Regions from separate parts of the Mus musculus genome. Here region 2 is linked to region 1. Evidence: chromatin loops called from intact Hi-C (ENCODE). Cell type or tissue: left cerebral cortex. All regions are shown on one strand. Links, peaks and the distances in the headings refer to the core of each region. The heading gives the core; the rest is flanking DNA.

What was found. Hi-C counts contacts between places; a loop is a spot of excess contacts. Peaks named below come from ENCODE experiments on the same cell type or tissue, not always from the same donor. Only the 100,000 strongest peaks of a DNase experiment are listed, where the experiment ranks them.
Region 2: a loop joins it to region 1, with 2.6 times the contacts of the local background. A loop is called at or near these places in 4 of 42 quality-filtered maps.

What each region holds. Positions count from the first base shown.
Region 1 is chr5:132,393,850-132,404,392 of GRCm38, reverse strand. The region is part of intron 1 of Auts2 (autism susceptibility candidate 2); the gene reads left to right. Among named protein-coding and RNA genes, the nearest start is that of Auts2, 140 kb to the left of the region's middle. In left cerebral cortex, for the core only: no CTCF peak of the experiment used is centred there; a DNase peak (open chromatin) is centred at 4,734.
Region 2 is chr5:132,533,677-132,544,219 of GRCm38, reverse strand. Auts2 (autism susceptibility candidate 2) reads left to right here and starts at 1,000. Exons shown (of 20, transcript NM_001363480.1): 1 at 1,000-2,705. The coding sequence starts at 2,397. In left cerebral cortex, for the core only: no CTCF peak of the experiment used is centred there; DNase peaks (open chromatin) are centred at 2,542, 3,075, 3,677, 4,666 and 2 more places; H3K4me3 peaks cover 2,712 bases; H3K27ac peaks cover 1,724 bases.

The DNA of each region.
Region 1 (10,543 bases), core at 925-8,924:
TAGGGAGACACTTTCCCCAAAATAAATACATAAATGAACAAATGTCAATGAATATGCATTTTAGTATATATATGTATAGTATAACATATTCAGTATACCAATCAGTATACAGTTCTATTTAGAGAGCATATTTCTGTGACTCTTCCTCTCATCTTTAAAGCCTTTAAAATTTTAACTTCATGAATTGAATTCACCCACATAAAGTATATAGATCTGTGGCTGTTAGTATTATTGACAGAGCAGGACACATACCACCATGGTCAATTTTAAGATGTTTTCATCACCTTCTAAAGAAAAATGTCCCATTACTTATTATATGCAGATTCCCATCTCACTTCTTGTAGGCCTTGCCTTCCACCCTTTCCTGTCTTGCTTTGACTGTTGCTGGACCATGCGGTTGTATTTCAGCTGTTCATGTAAATAGCCGTCTGAGCCTTCCCTGCTCCGCCACATTTGCTTCTTTGGGTGCTAAAGCAGCTGCTGAAGACAGCGCAGGAGCTCACCAGTTTGGCCTTTCATATGGCAGCTTTATTCAAAACCGCTCCTGTACGGCTTAAGTTATTTGTTTTATACAAAAAAACAGTTCTCCCTGGCTTGCGGCTTCTCTGCTGCCATGTTGACAAATGTTGCTTCTAGTGAAATACACAAAAATAAATAACAGCAAGGGAGAGGGTAGCGCAGAGCTAAGTGAATTCATTTTGCCTCTTGAGTGCCATTCTCATTTGTTTTAAAAACCACCCTGGCATTGCAGGCAGGAAAGGAGGAGGCCGTGGAGCTGCAGGAGGAAAGGGGGCTCCATGTGACTCTGTGAATCCGGCTGCAGGGGCTGGTGGAACCGACAGCCTGAGAAATATCTAGAATGTAGATCCCAGGGATAGAGGCATTCACAAGGAATCCTGGGAATACCCCGTACCGTTTCATTAGATTGGAACAATCTTTGAGCACTCTTTGTTACATTTAACCCTGACCCCATCCCCTATTTTGATGTTGATAAGACTCAAATTTAAGCCTGGGTGATATAACTAGAGATGGAACTCATTCTTGTGGAGATTATTAGCTTGAGGAGGGACAAAGCAGTAACCCAAGTGAGAAGGCCAGTAGGACACTAACAAGCCATCCTTCCAGCATCGTGATTTCATTAGATACCACAGGAAGAAAGGTGGGTTTTTAATCTCAAACTTTACAGACCAGAGACAACAGGGTTTTAAAGAATTCTAGTACTTATTTGCCAGAGGTCACACAGTTCATGGGAGACTAGGGAAGTTGTCGTGGGGGGAGAGAGAAAGAGAAAGAGAGGGAGAGGGAGAGGAAGAGAGAGACAGAGATACACACACACAAAATGTCTGGATTATATAGGGAGTTCAGCCCCTGAGCTGGAAAGTTCAGGGTTAGAGGCAGAACTGAGGGATGATGGGAGGACCTGGAGGTCACTTCTGCTTTGATATGTAAAATATGCACCTCAGACCCACCCTTGTCCTGGGGTCTCAAACCAGTTTCTAGGCCTATTCATGAAGCACTATGACACACTTGACAGTGTGTCCTATGGGGTATTGCATCGATACGCTTAGGCAGCAAGCCTAATGGAATGGAACCTAGATCTTCTGCAAGAGCAAGTACTCTTTACCACTGAACCACTTTTCCAGCCCCTGCACTGTCCTTTAAGAAAACTGCCACTCATGGTATTTTGTAGGATTATGGAAGGGGAAAAAAGGGAGAGTTCATGGGTGAATGAAGGAAAGATGGACAAAAAGATGAATCTGTAGCCTAGGCTTCAGGCCTTGGCTGTAAGGTAGAGCCTGCAGGACTGTTTCTTAGCATGTACACTTCTTTGGTTGCATAGGAAGAGATGTGCACCTGCAAATGCATTGCCAGAGGAAATCATAGGAAGTTCAGTGTAATATTTAAGATTGTAATAGTCTGAAACCCAAATTTCTTCAGTTCAAATCCTGTCTCTATCACAAGGGGTAGATTCCTGGATTTGACTCAGTCTTCCTAAGATACTTTCAGTTTGTGTCTTGGACATTTGTAAACATAGTGGTTTTTTTTTTTTTTCTCCTCATGGAGCTGGAGGAATTAGATGTATTATTCAATTATCATAAAGCTCTTCTCACATTCAGGTGTCCCTTGGGCATCAGATTCAGGATCCCATTATCACCCCATGAATACCATATATTAAGGACATTCAGTTTCTTTGCATAAAGCAGCCTGGTGCATGCGTGTAACCTATACCGAGCTTTTGGAGTGCTTTAAATTGCCGTCAGATCACTTACAATACCCAATAGAATGTAAATGGCAAGTGGACAGCTGTTACAGTACATTGTTTAGGGAATAATGATAAGAAAATAGTTACCATAAGTCTAGTGGAGTCACGGGTTATTGTTTGTAGAGTTTTCCAAAATCTTTGTTTGGTTAGACTCTTGCAAATAGAGCCTGAGGGCATGGGGCATCAAGTACACTGAATAAATATTTTTCAACCATTATGGTCACCCTAGGTGCTATTTTCCTTATTCTATCTAACCTTACTCTTGCTAGTGATGTAAAATTTCACCCCCTGAGAGCTCAGTGCCTCGTGCTGCTCTGGAGCGCTTCCTTTGAGTTCAGGTGATCTGGTGTTCTTTCCTTGAAGTGGTATTTTCTGTTAAGAGTGGTGATGTGGACTTCTGGGGTAGAGAGCATGTTAGGATGGGCTCCCGGTGTCTGTAGGGGTGTGCATTCTCCCACTGGGAGGAGGCAGCACTTGTCAGAACACAGCCTTGGCTTGCCCAGGTTCCTGTTGTACAGATGGGACTAGTGTCTCTGAGCCCTTTGTCATGGGGTACAAGCCAGGGCTGTCACTGACTGAGCCTGGAATAATACCAGTATTAGTCTTTTTCTTCTTTTTCTTTTTATAGTAAGCACTAATCAATCTGCAGTTAACGCTGTATCTAATTTCTGAATCAGATGCCATGAATTACTGCCCCTGAATGTGTTTGCCAATAAAAGGATAAGTTAAGGCTTTTAATCAATGCTTCTTGCGCTCAGTATTTAAGGTCAGAGTCTGGTGTGAGACTTATTTTGATCTGGATAATTGTTGGGTTAAAAAATGAATGGTTTTTGAAATCGTGACACTGTGGTTGACTCTTGAGTGAATTAATCTCTGAGAAAATGGAAAACTGTCAATTTCATGAGTTCTCTTGCTCTCGGGTTGTCCTTCAGATCACTTATGGAAAAATATGACTTTTAAGTGGAAGGCATTCTTTCTCATTGAGAAAGGAGGTAAGAGACTGATACACATTTTTGAAGGCCTTAACACTGGAGGAGCTGAAGGGGAACCAGAGAAGAAGTAGGGATTTCTCAGATTGTCAGTGAGCATTGAGTCTCTGCTCTTTATGTTTTAGGTGATAGTATAACCTTGTAATGTTGTGTCTTTGGTATATCTTTCTCATAGTAAGCTCAGCTTCCTGACCAAGTTCCCTGTGTTGCTTGGAATCAACAGAATGTAGAAACACATTGCAGGGTTTTAGATACAGGCGCTACTGAGCAGCCAAGGCCAAGTTACTCTGCTTCTCGGACTCTCTAGGCTTTTATAATTATAAGTCGGGGAGGGCAGCAGCTTCCTCACAGTTGGGAAACATAAGTTGGATGACTTCCAGAGCAGTGTGAAGGGCCTGGCTCAGGAGAGGTGCCGAAAGGGGATCTCCTTCCTCTTCCTTGCACAGTTCACCTGGCTTCTTACGGCGTATGTGCCTGGGCGCAACTGGAGATGCGTCACATGGAAATTTTCCCACCTGAGGCAGCAAGTTCAGGATTGTTGTTAGCCAGGCTTCTTGTACTCCGTCGAGGGGAAGAGAAGAGTGAGTCCAGAAGACGCTTAGTTCTGGCGAGGTTCAGTGACAGTTATTTTCTTCACTGACCATTTGGGACCCGGGAGACTCAGGGTCTCAGCAGAGAACTTGGTTCTTCTCTTTTGGCTGCTAGAATTTTACCAGTCCTTCCACGGTCTCCTTGTCTATGGAATGAAAATGCTGATAGCTTGGGCTTCATTGTGTTGTCATTAATATCATGAGTGAATTGTAGTTTGCATCTAGTCAGTTCTGTTGTTTTGCTAGAAGGTACTTAGGAAAATTATCTTTAATTCCAGGAAGGTCTGTCTCCATTCTACAGCTGGGGGAGCTCATACTACGTAGGTGAGAGGAGCTGGCTCTGGTTTGGCTGAACTCAAGCTCTCAGACCTGCAGGCTACTGAACAGGTGGTGAACACCATTGTATTTTGGGCCTTTTTCCATCACAGGTTGATTTTTCTGTGGCAGAGTCACAGAGCCCTGTTTACGTTTGTTCCAGTTGTGACGATCTTTCTCAGTGACCTTTTGGGAGACCGGTTCTGGACCTGCCTGCCTATTGTGTAGCTCTGAGTAGAGTACCTTTTCTCCCCTCCCCCTTTGACGCCATGGGTAATTAAACTGGAGAAGGTGCTGCAGAAGGTCAGGCAGGCCTGTTGTCCCTGCCTTTCCCTGTCGTGACCTCAGTGCTGTGTGGAGAGCACTTACAGTAAAGGAGTGGAGATGACACGTGTCTCTGAGCAGCTGGGGAGGGAAGAAATGAAGTCTGCCAGAGCTGCTGTCTCTGTGAGGCTTTTGGTTCTAGCCGAGTAGAAGGTAGGGATTCGTGAAGGATGTGAAGTAGCAAGAATAGTTCTAGACAAGGCAGAGGCTGGAATTGGAGCTGGGAGGAGCCTTGAACAGCAATATCAGGAGATTTCAGGTGGGAGGTTGTGTGGGCTTTTCTAGGTCACTGCCATTGAAGGTGTCAGGGAGAAGCTGCAAGAACTTTTGCATGTGTGAAGCGACCTGACAGAGAGTGCCTGCTTTGTGCCAGGGACTTTTAACTTTCCTGCATATATTAGCTCTTCCACCCCTCAGAACTACAGGGAGGGGAAGGCAGCCTGCCTCACCATTTTGCAGACAGAAACAGAGGTTCAATGGATAGTATCTTATTGGAGGCCCTTGAACAGGGTCAGTTGTAGGGTCAGTATTCAGATGTGATTATTCAGCCCCGGCCTTTTCTCTTCCCATGAAAACACCCCGTGACCCTCAGAACACAGCCCACTGTAGATATTTTGCATTTAACATTGAAAGGACTGGTCTATTAATAGTGATCTCTTTCAGCGTTCCTCCTGAGACAAGGGAAGACAATTAGTTCTTCAGCCGAGGGATTAAAGACCAAGGGAGGTTAAGTGAAGTGGCAGGGTCACACATCAAGTGGTTTGGGGGACATCAGGCTGAGGTGAGGCTTGGAGCTGCTGGTACCTGTGCAGCATTTTACTAAACCACTCTTTCTAGTTGTGAATTCGGAAAACTGTCAAGGAAGTGGGTATTCCTGCCCCACTGAGGCTAAGATGGCATGAAACATGGTTACTACATCATCTATGCAGGCATCTAGGATGGCATCCTGGGGATACCCACCTGATTTTGTAGCATAGCCCAGTGAAAAGAAGCCACCTTCACCAAAATCTCAGTATTTCCCCTAAGCATGGAGCATGAGTTCTGAGAAAGATCTTACCAAACATTTTTTTCTTCTACCATTTAGTTGCTGAAGTTAAGATATAAAGCTCTTTCATGTGGCGGCGGCGGCTGCTGCTGCTGCTGCTGCTTCTGCTTCTCCTTCTCCTTCTCCTCTTCCTCCTCTTCCCCCTCTTCCCCCTCTTCTTCCTCCTCTTCCTCCTCCTCTTCCTCCTCCTCTTCTTCCTCTTCCTCCTTTTCCTCTTCCTCCTCTTCTTCCTCCTCTTCCTCCTCCTCTTCCTCCTCCTCTTCTTCCTCTTCCTCCTTTTCCTCTTCCTCCTCTTCTTCCTCCTCCTCCTCTTCCTCCTTCTCCTCTTCCTCTTCCTCCTTCTCCTCTTCCTCCTCTTCTTCCTCCTCCTCTTCCTCCTTCTCCTTCTCTCCTACTTTGTTGTTGTTGTTTAATTTTATGAGTTTGATGGTTTTTTTTTTTGTCCTGGGATGACCTGGGGTGTCACCAAGAATAACTTACTGGTGAGGATAGCTGTAGGAAACCCTTGCAAATGGCATTGGGCTCCTATTCCCTGTTTTTTGGATATTCCTGTTTATTAATAATTATACTTCTGATAAATCAATGGTTCTTAATGAGACCCTTTGGGGGTTGGATGATCTTTTTCACAGGGGATATAAAACGATTGGAAACCACAAATGATACACAGACATCTATACAGGCAAAGCACTCATTTATGTGAGCTACCATTGGGAGGGATAGTGATGGCCAACATACTGGCAAGGTACTTCACTATAAATGTTTATGATGCTACCTGTTAGACATGGTGATTCCTAGATGTCATAGTGCTTTCTTGGTATTTTTCTGTCCCACAAACACACACCCTGGTTTTGCCAGTCCCCAGCTATCTTGTGCTTTCTCCCTAGCAGTCACAGAGTAGAGATAAGTAAAGCTGGCATAGTGAGTGCATGATGGGTAGGTATGGATGGCTAAGTGGCTGCCCACACAATTGATACCTTGTGTGACAGGCTGGGGTGCCATCCGGCTTCTGCAGTCAGGCTGCCAAATACCCAGAAGAAAGAAGTGACAGTCATTTACAGTGTCATGTTTAGTCTTTTGCAGATGTGCTTACAGTTCTAACAAAGGCAGAGAAAAAATTATAGGGTGGGAAAGAAATGCCTACAGACAGCCTGTTAAAGTCTCAGAAGGAGGAAACCACTATTTGTGTGTTTTAGGAATGCTAAGCCCTTGCTTATGTAGCAGCAGGCAAAATATTGGCATTCACTTCTGACTTGAGGAAGGCATCTCTGAAGTCAATAGAAGGAAATGCCTAAACCTCGCGCAGAAAGGAGAGCTGTAGAAACACAGAGGATTACCTCATGAAAGCCTTTTGTGTATTTGAAGCCACTAATGAAATCTGCTTCCTCTTCCAGACCAGGAAGCTCCGATGTTTTCACCTTTACCATCTCTTTCATGTTTTTGCCATCCTATTTGATTTCTTAGCTTTGAATAATACTAATAAAAATATAGGTCTTGGCTGGGAATATAGGTGAGTTGGTAGAGTGCTTTCCTGGCATGCATGCATGGAACGCTGTGTTCATTCATTAGCACACATGAACTACGTGTGGGGGATGTATACCTGGGATCCTAGGACTTGGGAGGCAGATACAGGAGGGTTAGACATTCAAGGCAAGTCTTGAGCCTCAGATACGTGAGACTTGATATTTGAGACCCTGTCTCAAAAATGTAATAGCCCAAACCAAACAACAACAAAATGGTAGCCTTCTGCCGAGCCTGCTTTCTCGTAATGACTACTTTGAGTATGGTGAGGTTGAGCCAATAATCACCATGCATTCTCCTCTTACTGGGTCTTCTTACCTGTGCCTCTAACATTCTGACATGCTAAATATATAAATTAGCCTGTCAAGTGAGTGAACAAACATACTTTTACCATTTATATCAATGAAACATTTATATCAGACCTTCCTGTGAATGGGAAAATCCATTATGATGTAAGACTTCCTTATGTCATCCTGTTCACTTTGAATAAACTCTAGATTACTTACAAGACAACATTTGTAAGCATTGTGCAAATGCTGTTTAGAAAAGGGGACATTTCATATATTTAGGGGCACCACAACTTTCTATCTCTTTTTGAGATGGTTCTCATGTAGCCCAGGATAGCCTCAAAGTCATTCACTCTTTAGCCAAGGTTTGCCTTGGGTTTCAGTTCCCCTGCCTCTAGGTCTAAGAATGTTGGGTTTACAAGCAGTCAACCAATGGAGCCATATCCCTCAACCTTGAGAGACATTTTTGGGGGGTGGGGGTTTGGCTATTTGTTATTTGTTTAGGATGCAGAGCCTGTATGCATTGCTGGATGGTTGAATAACGACTAGCTAGGTTTGCTCTTGCTGTTTCCGTTTTCGGAAAAAGATGTATCCTGGATTTACCAGTTTGTACAAAGACTCTCTGAAAAAGCACTTCATGAATCCCCACTTTCTCCCTCCTTCTACCTTGGTTTCTTTTCTTCTCTGCTTCCTTCTCTCTCACTCAGCAGATGCCTTGTCACAGTCTGCTGAGAGTATAACACTAGGTTAAGTCCTGGGGCTCTGAGTGTAAACCACACAAAGTTCTCTCACTCTTAGGATGCCAAGGAACACAATCCACTGGGAGTGAGGTTTTCTTGTTGCAACAGGTTTGCAGAAAAGTGTGTTTGGTGGACCGCTGGAGGTATTATCGTGAGTGCTCCTTCCTTTGAGGCTTGCTGACTGGTAAGCTATCTATGATTTTACTTCCTTTACTGTTTATCTGGAGAGCCAAGTCTCTGCATGGTGTTTTATCTGTTGGTAAGAATCTGGGCAAGGTTTTGTTAATTTTCTGTTATGCTTCCTTTCTTGAACCTAGATGAAATCCCTTTGACTTATATGGAGAAAGGTGTGAGAAATACACATGCGATTTCTACTATTTATCTGTTCTTGCAGTTTTGTGGGCTTTATAGTTTTTGCATTGTGTTATTTAAAAAATTGCTTTTACATTTTATTAATTATTTCATGTTGGGGTTGGGTGCACGGTGTCAGAGCAAGAATGCTGATGTCAGAGGACAACTAGATCAGCCTTTCCCTTATCAGAGAAAGGCTTCACCTAGTCTTTGAGGCAGTATTTGAACTGGTTTTAAAAGCTGAGAAATAGCCAGGTACTGAGATGTTGGCATGGTCCAATACTGGACATACAAGAATGGTCTGCTACCAAATACGGCCCAACTCTGTAGAAAGATATATTGATCTGAAGATATCTGAGGGAGCTAGCATATGAGCAAAGTTGACAGCACATCCTCCTGCTGCTGCTGCTGCTGCTGCTGCTGCTCCTGCTGCTCCTGCTGCTCCTGCTGCTCCTGCTGCTCCTGCTGCTCCTGCTGCTCCTGCTGCTCCCGCTCCTGCTCCCACTCCAGTGGCCAGCTTGGCTGGCCTGTGCTGTTGTTTAACACTTGGGTTGGTCTTTGGATTATACCCTGAACTTCCTGGCTTAGGCTGTGCTTTTAAGAGGGGAATTCATGATAAGCTATAGGTGGTTTCCCTTTCCAAGGAGTCTGAATGACATCTGAATCTGCCAATGGTGGAATGGCCAGCATTCCTTCCAGGGAAACCATGCCAGGAAACTGTGAATAAAGGGCTTCTTAAGACTTTAGTAAAGCTCAAAGATACAGGACAGGACAAAAGACCTATGATTTTGCTGACCTTTCTGGGTCCCTTTAAAAGGTGCCTTTTACTCGTCTCAACAGCAGAGGTTCTTTTCTTTATCTTGTTTGTTCTTTTGCGTTGTACAAGGAGGGAGGTCAGACTCTTGGCTTTCCTAGTTAAGAGGTCAGCAGAAGTGGCAGTGGCAGCAGTGGTGACGGGGGTGGGGTGGGGGGTGGGGCCACATCCTAATATAGACTCAGTCCAACTTAGATGCACATCCTGTTACTTCCTGATTGACACCTTAGTGCCGCGCTTTTCCACCAGTTGACAACAACAGGAGATACCTGTATACATGAAGCTGTTGCTAGCTGGGTGGCCAGGACACTTAGAGAGTGTCAGTAAACACCTTGTAAGCAGTTGCTTATTGGCTCCGCAGGGAAGACATACAAGGGTTAGTTCCTACCTTCTCCATTCAGTACATGGAAAAATTGAATTCCAGAACGAGAGATAATTTCCCTGAGGCTGAATACCTGTCTGCTTTTTGAACTCATATATTTACTTGGTACACTATGTCCTTAGACAATTGAGAAACATGTCTTTAGTAATTTGTGATCAGGGCCTCAAATGCTGGTGCCATCCCTGTCCAGGCACATTGTACTAAAGGGAGTCAGTGCCTGTGAATAGATGCTCCTCTGAGTGAGACTTTTTTTTGTTCTGGTAAGCCTGTTTCATCATGGGAGAGCTTTTTTTTTTTTCCTTTCTTTCTTTCTTGTTTTGAAATTTAATTTTATTTGTAATTCATTTTTTATACTCCATATTCCAATTCCTGCCTCCCCCATTCACCCTCTGACTGCTCCACATCCCACACCTTCTCCCCTTCCCACCCTGTCTCCACGTGGATACCCCCATCCCCGACCCCAACTGACCTCTAAACTCCCTGGAGCCTCCAGCCTCTTGAGGGTGCGTCATCTTTGAATGAACACAGACCCGGAAGTCCTCTACTTTATGTGTGTTAGGGGCCTTGTATCAGATGGTGTATGCTGTCTGTTTGCTGGTCCAGTGTTTGAAAGATCTTGGAAATCCAGATTAATTAAGACTGCAGGTCCTTCTAAAAGACCTTCTCCTCAGGTTCTTTCAGCTTTCCCTAATTCAACAACAGGGGTCAGCTGCTTCTGTCCATTGGTTGTGTGCAACCACCTGCATCTGACTCTTTCAGCTGCTTGTTGGGTCTTTCGCAGGACAGTCATGATAGATTCCTTTTTGTGAGCGCGCCATGGCCTCAGTAATAGTGTCAGGCCTTGGGACCTCCCCTTGAGCTGGATCCCACTTAGGGCCTGTCGCTGGACCTTCTTTTCCTCAGGCTCCTCTCCATTTCCATCCCT
Region 2 (10,543 bases), core at 1,417-9,416, 140 kb before region 1:
ACTCTTCTTGTCCCCAAAGTGCAACCTCTTTGGGTCCATACTTTGCACTTCCCCGCGCTGCAAGCACTTTTTATTTAAAAAAAAAATTTTTTTTTTTTTTTTGCACCGGGCGCGCGCTTGCGCGCGGGCAAAACACCTAGAGGTACTTCAGAGTAGTTGAGCCAGCAAGAGCTTCAGGAGTGGAGGAGATAAGGCACTCCGGGAGCAAGTGTCCGGAGAAAGGTGCCTGCTACGCGTGCGCGCGCGAGTCCTCCGTGCGTTTGGCGGGATGTTGGGGCAGCCTCCAAGCCCTCGAACTTCAACTCCACACCGGCCTGTGACCGACCCCTCCAACACACCCCCCACAGCCTCTGGAGACCCCTTCCGCCCCCAAGTGCGCAGGCCCGGCCGCCCCAGCGCGCATGCCCTGGGCTCGTGGAGCGGTGGCCAGCCCCTCAGCCTTTTTGCTTTCCACACACTCTACAACTAGGGGAGGGGGGCGGGTCACGTGATCTAGCCCGGCCCGAGGCGCGCGGGAGGAGGGGGGACGGGGACGCGCGTGGGAGAGAGCGGGGGGGGGGGAGAGGCGCGAGGGGAGGGGCTTCTCTCGGGAGCGCGCAGCTAGTGGTGCCTGAGTGGAAGGGGCGGCCCTCGGGAGCGCGCCCCGTGGTGCCGGGGGTTTTGGGGAGGGGGAGAGAGAACGAGGCGTGAGAGATTCTCGGGAGTCCGCGAAGGGGGAAAGGGGGGCGGCCCTCGGGAGCGCGCCGAGTGAGGCGTGAGGGGAGGGGGTAGCTCTCGGGAGCGCGTGCAGAGCCAGGAGGGCGGTCCTCGGGAGCGCGCGCAGAGCGAGGCGCGAAGAGGGCGGTCTTCCAGAGCGCTCGCCGGTGAGCGAGCTCGAGCGCGCGTGCGAGAGAGGGGGAGAGAGAGAGAGAGAGGGAGAGGGAGACGGCAAGCGGGCGGGCGCGGGGCTGGGCCGAGGCGGGCGGCGGCGGTGGGCCGGCCGGAGGGGGAGGAGCGGGCGCTGTGTGAGCGAGGCGGGCGGAGGATGAGGCCGTGCCCGGGCTCTGGCTGCAGCCGCCCGGGGACACGCCGTGCACCCTCGGGCTCCGGGCTCCGGCGGCGGCGGCTGAGGCAGCGTTAGCTGAGAGCGAGCGAGCGAGTGAGCGAGAGAGCGAGCGGCATCTCGCAGCGCTTCTTCCTCAGGCGGGGCGACGCGAAAAAGAAGAAGAAGAAGAAGAAGACGAAGAAGAGGCGGCGGCGCCACCACACCGGTGTATCTCGGGTTGGAGACTGCTCTTTGCTTTCCTCGTTGACTGACTCACCCCCTCCCCCTTTATAATTTTATCTTAAATTTTTTTGGAAGAAGGGTGACCTCTGGAACTGGGGGTGGGGGGAGATCTACAATTTGTGTGTGTGCGTGCGTGCATGTGTATGTGAGGAGGGGGTCGGTGGCACGCGCCAGGCTTTGCAATTCTTCTCTTCTTTCATCTTTTTCTCCTCCTCCCCCCCTTGAAGACCGAAAAAAAAAAATCCCACAACTGCTTCAGCGTCCTCCTCCTTCCCTTCCTCCTTTCCTCGGGCAACCTCTGTCTCCGCTTGTGATTGCGTGGTTATGCTCCCCTCTCTGGGGGGTCTCGCCCCTCTCAGCTCGCTCTCCAGCCCTGGCTTCCCTTGGATGCATTTCTTAAAAAAAGACTGGGAGCCCGGGAGTGAGTTTTTCTGCGAGGCGAGTGTGTGAGAGAGGCGGAGGTGTGGGGTGTTTTCCTGCACGAGGGGGCGGGTGAAGTTCATTGCCACCCACCCCTCACTTCACCGTGACCTTTTCGGACCTCGGGCTTTTTTTTTTTTAAAATTTTTTGGGGGGTCTCTAGAGAAAGGGAGAAGCAAGGCGATTTCAGTGGTGGGGAGAGAGCATGGCCGCGGGGAGGGCTTCCCCAGTCTCTTGATCAAAGCATTCCGCTATTCTGATTTATTGCCTGCTTGGTGAGTTATTTTTTTCCCCCTTTCCTCTGTAAAGGAGACCTGTGTGTTCAGCCATTACTTTGCTCGGCGCTGTTCGCAGGCATCTCCGACCCTCGGTGCAGAGGGGAGCCCCACACTTCGCCCTCTCGCTTCCCCGTCCCTCCCTCCCCGTCTCCCCGCCCCTTCCCCCTTTTTTCTTTCTCTTTTCCCCCCTGCCCTCCCTTCTTGTTCTTCTTCGGATTCTTTTTTTTTTTTTTTTTTTTATTTCTCCCAGCCGCTTTCTCCCCCGCGCCCTTCCTCGCGGCGGGAGGGAAAAGCCCGTGCAGGAGGAAGGGGGGCTCGGTGTCAATTTTTTTTTTCTTCTTGGGGTGTGTGTGTGTGTGTGTGGCCGCGGCCCGAGCCTGTGGCGCGCGGGTAGGTGAACGGGGAAGATCCCCGGCGCGGTTAAAAGAACCATGGATGGCCCGACGCGGGGACATGGACTCCGGAAAAAGCGGAGGTCTCGATCACAGCGAGACCGGGAGAGACGCTCCCGGGCCGGGTTAGGAACCGGTGCGGCGGGTGGTATAGGAGCCGGCCGGACCCGGGCTCCCTCGCTGGCTTCATCGTCGGGCTCCGACAAGGAAGACAATGGAAAGCCCCCATCCTCCGCCCCGTCCCGGCCCAGACCCCCGCGGAGGAAGCGCAGAGAGTCCACCTCAGCCGAAGAGGACATCATTGATGGATTTGCCATGACCAGCTTTGTTACTTTTGAAGCGCTGGAGGTAAGGGGGGACCCCCTTTTCTGTTCCCCCCATGGTTTCCTTTTATGCATGACACCCCCCACACTCGGCTGCACCCCGGTTTTCTTGCCTCCCCCGCCGCACTCGAAGCTCTCAGTCTCGGCCGAGGTCTTATTGTTGGGTGTGGGGTTGTATGTAGGGGGAGCTGGGGGCAGATTGGCAGCAAGGAGGGAATCGCTAAGCTGTATGCCTGGTCTGGTCTTCTACTGGTTTCGTTCTTGTCCAGCTTGCCTTTCCCTTGCGCCCCCTTCCTGCACCCCCACCTCCCTCCACAGCAGATGGGTGGAAAGAAAGGGGTTCAGGCATCACAACAATGCGCCCCCCTTCTCCACGGATGGTTCTACCCCCACTCCTTTCCTCTTCTTCTCCCTCCCCAATCATGGCTTCTTGGCTGGTGGAAGTCTTTGCTTGGGTTTGGGGCGCCTGTGGACTGTTCTCTGTGTGCTTTCTACAGAGCCATATGTTCCCATGCGTGTGTGTGTGTGTGTGTGTGTGTGTGTGTGTGTGTGTTTTAGTCTGTCTAGTATATGCTTTTTCTGGATGTCCTGGGGATCAGAGGCTGCTAGGGTTTTGTGGCTTTTCTATACTCCCCCCTCCCCTTTTTTTGGTGAAGCTGGGGAAGGGGGCGTTTTCTCCTTGTTGGGAGAAAGGAGGGAGGAGGGGAGAAGAGGAAAGGATGGAATATCTTTTTATATAATGCATGGGGCTATATTGCAGAAAGGGTTAATGACAATATTATCCACACACATACATTTGCGTGTGGGTTGTGTTGGTGTGTGTGTGTGTGTGTGTGTGTGTGTGTGTGTGTATACATGAGCAATTTAGTTGAAGGACAGAAGAAGGTACACCAGGGAGGGCTGGTATGAGGCAAGATAAAATCCTAGCTGGCTGCTGAAGGGCTTGTCACCAGTTGTCCCTCTTTTCCTTTTTTTGTATGTGCCCCCCACCCCAAGTGATTGGCTTTGTGTATGTGTTTGTGTGTCTGTCTTTATTCCTGAGGCACCTGCAGGCAGCCTTGGTTTTTCAAATGCATATTTTCCTGCCTGCTAAGAGGCTCCTGGTGTGTGTGTGTGTGTGTGTGTGTGTGTGTGTGTGTGTGTGTTTGTAGGATGGAAGGAGCTGGAGGGAGACAGTCCAAGGGTCACAGAAAAGTATCTTTGCCTGGGAAGATTTGCTTTGGTGCTGGGATTGGTCATTGGTGTGTATACATTTAACTGCTTTCTTTCCTCCTCTTCCTCCCTTTCCCCACCCTCAACACACACAGCCACACATACACAGGAGGTTCCGAGGGCCTCCTGAGTTGATCCAGGACAAAACCAAAATATGGTTGGTTTGTAGCCTTTCATGGCACCTGACATAATGGTGTGGAGAAACTTTTCTCTTCCCTTTATTTATTTATTTATTTATTTATTTATTTAATTTATTTATTTATCTTTGCTGATATTGTGTTATTGTTTCAGGGGTGCCAAGTTGAGCTTTGTTAATGAGAGCATAAGCCTTATGTGCACTGACTGTGCAGGTTTAGGTTGTGGGTTCTAGACCTGTGTTTGGATGTCAAGTTTAAGTGTTTTTAAAAAGGCAGTCTTCCTGTCTGTCAGACTTGTTCATTTCTGTAAAGTGCTTTGGATGGGGGTGGTGGCCGGTGGCTGGTAGCTACTGGTTGGGGAGGAAGGAAGGGAGGCTGGCGATCCTGGCCTTGGTGATGACCAGAGATTTTGATGCTAGTATTTGGCTTAAACATCCATTTTAGAGTTGGTTCTCTGAGTGCCAAGTATTGAGTGTCACCAGTCAGGATGCTTATAACTGTGTTTTTGAACTTTGCAGTGGTGGATGGGTACTGCAATGTGACCTCTTTCTTGCTTTAAAATGGGCATTGGAGTGGCATCATGTCTCCTAAGAGAGAATGCTGCCTGGGCTTTGGCTCAGTATGGCTGCCTATGGTTGGTGAAGGAAAGACTTGAAAAAGCTGCTTACAAGTGGTTCTGTGCTCTGGGTAGTTGCCATGCCCTGCTGGGTGGCCCCACTTAGTCAGCAAGAGGGGCCATCTATGTCTTCTCAGGTGGAGATGGAAGAAAATTTTGCACTTGTTTTGCTAGAAAATGTTCTTGGTCCAGTCTTGTTTTAAGCCTTAAAATTTATAATCTTTAAAGACAACCGAGTTCAAGATGTACCTTGAATACCATACCTCTTTCTGCGATGCAACTTACTTCTCCGAGACTTTTCTTGATTTAAAACCTGAGGATGATTTGGTTAGCTGAACGCTATGGTACTTCTGTATCCACACGATATCACATATGTAATGGTGCATTGGTATAAAGGGTATAATTAAAATTTTTTTTTTGTATGAGAAAGTACATGGAACAGTAGGGGTAAACTCCAATGCACCCAACACCCCCAGAGCCCATAACTTACAATTCCTATGTTGCTCCTTCTGTAGTTCATTGAGCTCTCTCTCATCTTTCAGACCTGCTCTGATGACATCTGTAAATATTTCTGCATTAACCTCTCAAGTATATATAAATGATTCAGATGACTTTAGAAATCCCCACAGTACCATTATCTCTCCTCAGTAAATTAACAGTTCACTAGTATTCTGTCGAGTTATGTTTTTTAGAAAGTTCAGATTTTGTAGAAAAAAACCTGCTAATAAACCTGTTAAAACCATGTATTGGAAGATAAAAATAATCATGTTTACTTTTTTTTTTTTTTTTTTTTTTTTTTGGTGGTGGTGGTGGGGGTAGTGGTGGTGAGCGAAGTGTAGATATATTGGCTGTTAACACACTGTGTCCATGTTGGATGGTTTGAACCTAAGCTTGCAGTGACAGTTAGAGAGTCTCTGATGTTCACTACACTAAATTTGAAAGATTTACTGAACCGTCACCGAAAAATGTGAAGGCTTAGGTGGAGCAGGCAATTCAACTCTGAGCTTGGATAAAAGTGTGTGTTGAGAACATGTGTATGGCTCTTACCCTCTTACACTCTTGTCTCTCTTTTGCCTCTTGCCCCCTTGCTCCCCCTCTGCTCCCCATCCCCCCCCCCCCCCAACTCCACATGGCCATGGCCGGCCCCTGCTTCTCTACTCTCTCCTTCCCTCTGCCTTTTTCTGCCTCTAGGACTGACTCTCTGACTTACTCTCTTAACTCCCCTCCCCATTCCTTGAATAAACTCTATTCTATACTTATATAAAAAAAGAATATCTATGTTAAGAATTACCACAGATACCAAGAGTTACCCTAAATCCATGCTTGTGCTTGTAAATGAAAATAACTTTTACCATGAATCATCAAGAAGCCATAGGTATTGGCTTGGACAGTTAGGCTTACAAATTACACCAGTTTAGAGCCATTTCTGGCAGACTTGGGGATCACATACTTAGGTCGTGAATAGACAAACTGACTCTAAGATTTTGTCCTTAGAGACTTTGTGGTGGCTGCGACTTCTTTCCTTCCTTCCTTCCTTCCTTCCTTCCTTCCTTCCTTCCTTCCTTCCCTCCCTCCCTCCTTCCCTCCTTCCCTCCTTCCCTCCTCCCTTCCTTCCAGAAACTCCTAAGTGATAATGGAATATTTTGATATAAATTCTTCCAGACCAGCTTTGGTTTTACAGATACTAGGCTAAAGGTAATAAGCATAATGGCAGCCTGCAATCTTATGCTTATTCTTTACAATCGTTAGATTTTTTTATATAAGAAGATGGGACGCTCAGAGGGCAGTTTGGCATCTCCCACATGTTATAAGCAGTGAAACTGGCTGAGGTAGTTGCATATTCTGCAGGGACACTTGTCTTGAGTAATTGTGCCCTGAAGTTCAAGTATGTGATTACCAAGAGTCTCATGATAGAAGATAAGAGGGTAGGTGAGGAGGCTAAAGTTGAACTGTGTGTTCTCATTACACAGTTGAGAAGCAGAAGTGCCATTTAGAAACAGTAGTTCGTGTTTGGGTATTCTTTAGATGTTAGGACGAGGGCAAGTAGTTCTAAATGTGTTGCCTGTTTTAGTTTTCTGGGAGGGTAGTGGGCAGGGTGGTGTTCTGTAGCACAGGCTAGACCTGCACATTCAGTAAAACCCTGCTCCAGCCTCCAGAGTGCTGGGCTATCCCACTTGGCATAAACCCAAACAAAGTGGCTTCTAGCACTCAGAGTGTAAATGGGAATTTCGGTACTCTGGTACCAACAGGATGTACTTCATGGTGTGTCGGCTGAGGTGCTTTTCAGCATTCTTTAGGTTTCTATTAGGAAGCCAGGATACTACTCCTGGCTGAAAATTTGACTTTGCAAATCAGTTATTTTTTCCTACTCTTCTTCTTTTCTAACTTGCATGTTTCTTTTTGTACAGCTGACCACAGGGAAAGAAAGATGACACTGGTAGACTTGCCAGATAAGTCTGTTGGTGCTGTAGTGTTCTGGGGGTGGGGGTGGGGTGGGGGGAAGACTGATTTCTGTGTGTAGAGGATCAAATACAGGCTTTCCCGTGACCATTGCTGCCTAGTTCTGCTTCAGGATTCACCCTCGTATCAGTGGTCTATTAAGACTTTTATACGGAATCTGACACTTTTCTTTCTTAGGTCTAGTAGGTGCTAGTCATTTAGTTTTGAGAGTTCACTTTGTAAGTTTATGATGTGCCTCATGCCACTCAGCAGACATGTATGCAGTGCTTAATACGTACTAGCCACTAGGAGTTGAGGAGCCTAAAATGTTCATAACGTCTGGAAAGATGCAATATCGTTGATAAGTTAAATCTAATACCTACAAAATGATTTTGAAACAGATACTTGAGTCATGTTAACTTAAGTAGACTTTTAGAGAGGAGAGAGTGAGATAAGGTTTTGTGTGGCTGTGTGTGTTTTGAGACATGGTCTCATGCACTGTAGGCTGGGTTCGAACTTACTGTGTAATGGAGGATGGCCATGAACTTGTGATCTTCCTCCTTCCACCTTCTGAGTGCTGGGAAAATAGGTGTCGACCTCATCTTCTATTTTGGCTGTGCGGGCGCTTTGTGTATGTGCTAAGAAAGCAGCCTATTAACTGAATTACATCCTCAGCCCTTGAGAAGTCCTTCTGGAAAAGATGGGCCCTAGAAGTATGTAGTGATTGGTGGATAAGATAGTAGTGAAAAATGGGAGCGCTTTCTGAAGAAATAATGAAGGCACCACAGGAAGAAGTCCAAGAAGACACTGGGCGATTAAGACTAGGGGCCGGGAAGTCTGGTAGGAAAGAGTACAGAATTATCAAAGAAGTTCTTAGGAGACCGGGAGACCCAGCAGCCAGACTTGGCCTTTCTGAGTAGTTGTATTGAGCCACCTTGGGACATCACCTCCTTAAGCAATCTTTTCCCCAGTCCTCTGTATGTGGAAAGATTGAGTTGAAGTTATAGCGAATGCTCTCAGGCTGAAAGGGAGCATAGCCTTGTCCAGGTCCCTCATTTGTGTTTTGGACTGCAGCAGAATGATCAGTTCTCAAATACATTTTAGAATGACTCGTTCTGCCAGAATTAAAAGTCTTTATTATTTGAATGTGAATTTGGATTATCAGAGGAGGAAATAGAGTGTACCTTATCTCCTAAATCTCTCTGGCCACAGAATATTTAAATTCTCAGCACTGTATCCATAAGTCAGTAGGGAATATGGGTTAAGGTGTCAAAGAACCCATCCCAGATCTTGGACTTTGGTGATCTCGGAGAGTCAGGGGATTGGGCTGACAGAAGAGTGTAGAAGCTCAGCTTCGGAGGCTGGTGTACGGGAGGCTGCCGCAGGAATGGCACATGAGGTCTGTGATAATATTAATAGAGAGATGTCCACTTATTTTTCTGCCTCGTGTCAACTGTTTTCCTGATTTTTTTTCCTAACCCCACCAGGAGGTGAGTGTTGGTGACCCCTTTTCACTAATAGCTCTTTCTCAGTGTGACAGCTGCTGCTCGATTCTGATGCCACCAAGTTGCCCTCCAGCCAATGCTTTTATCTTCCCTCGGACCCTTCTGGTTTTATGTATTACTGCTTTTTAGCAACCTGGAAAAGAAGGTTGGGATGAGAGGGGAATTTGACATTGGTGTTAAAACAAAGGTTTCTGGTTAGCTGGCTCTTGGCTTGCAGCACATGGCATGGTAATTCACAGAGGGTCAGAGCATTTCCAGTGCTGTTTCAGAGCTAGAGAAAGGCATGGATCAGAGTCTTTCTCCACGACTGGACTGTTTTTCTTTCTGTCTTGCAAAGTTTGCCTGTGAGATTGCTGAAGGAGGTTCAGGTCCCGTCATTGCAGTTCTGAGAAGAGTGCATAACTCCAGGTTCTGAGGACGTTCTGAGTGATTGGAGCAGGGGGAAGAGTGTGGATTGCTTGTGTGCGTGAACTCAAGCCTTTTTACCATACTCACCGGACTTCTGTGCTTTACTCTGTGAAGCAATGATTAGTTGGAGGAGTCTTTATGTGAGGTGAATTTGCAGGCCTTGGTAGGAGGCCTCCCTGTGGCTCTTGCTAGCTGTGGAGATTAACTGCTTTAGCTATGTTGAGTAAGATACAATGAGTCAGATGATTTAAAGAAGTGGTTGGTTCTGAGAGAGGTGTTCCATTAACACTTACTTGGAAAAAGGTTAATACATTTTTTTTTTTTTTATGGGAGTGTAACTCAATGGTAAAGTACTTGCCTAGCATGTGCAAGGCTCTGGGTTCAGTCTTCCAGCACAAAAACAAACCCAAAGTAATTTATTGTGATAGAGGTTCTGGGACACTTGTGTATAAAGCTATTTTTTTAAAAATACTGTCAAAAATAAATGGTGATTATTTAGTTTGAGAGATTGTTAAGACTAGAAAGTCATTAAGCACAGAAAACAACTGTTGGGATTATTGTGGAATAATGTAGGTCAACAGAAGAGTGAGCACAAGTACTGATTAGAAGTGCGTGTGCAGTGGTGCTGAGAGTGGATTTCAGTCACTTTACCCCATTCTGAATAGGTGTATATTTACAATACACTAAATGTAGTTTCACTTCGTCGAAGCGCAGAGGCAGCATCTCTTCAACACTTCCCCTGCACTCCAGGGTTGGGATTACACCCCATATGCTGTAGATTTAGGAAAACCACCTGGTAAAAGGATAGCAATATCTTATTTGATGACAGTCTGAAAAATTTAAGTAGATTCAAAACTCTTTTGAAAATGGAAAAGAAGGCTAGGGCAGAAGTACTTCTGATACATGATATCGAGCTGTCCCATGAATGTAGGTCTCCTGTTAGTTCACCTGCTTCAGCTAGAAGTGTGTGTGTGTGTGGGGGGGGGGACTTAGATTTTAAGAGAGAGTCTCTAAGATGTGTCATCTTTCCCCTTCTGGTGTGAGCTATGTTTTCACATTCTCTGTCTCCCATGTTTCAAGATACAAGGAGTAGTATCTTGCGTTTTCATGTCTTGGTATCAGTCAGGGTCACAAAGAATAGATGGGTCTCTCTCTCTCTCTCTCTCTCTCTCTCCCTCCCTCCCTCCCTCCCTCCCTCCCTCCCTCCCTCCCTCCCTCTCTCTCTCTCTCTCTCTCTCTCTCTCTCTCTCTCTTATTGCTTTTGGTAACTGCAGGTGAGAATGAGTAGTTTCATACCATCTAACAGCCTTTTGCTTACTTAGGAAGGGACTATGTCAGTGCAAGCTTCTATGTCTGTCCTGTTTGAGCCTCCAATTCCATGTATTTTTAAGGGGACCTGGACCTTGAACTCATATGAAATGCTTATTTCTTTCACCCACTCAATTCAGGGTCCAGATACATTGTGCACTACCTCCCTGCTCCTTACCTCCCTGCTTCTTGCTTTCTTCCCCTCACTGAAAGAGTTACCACAAGTAGGAATGCACAT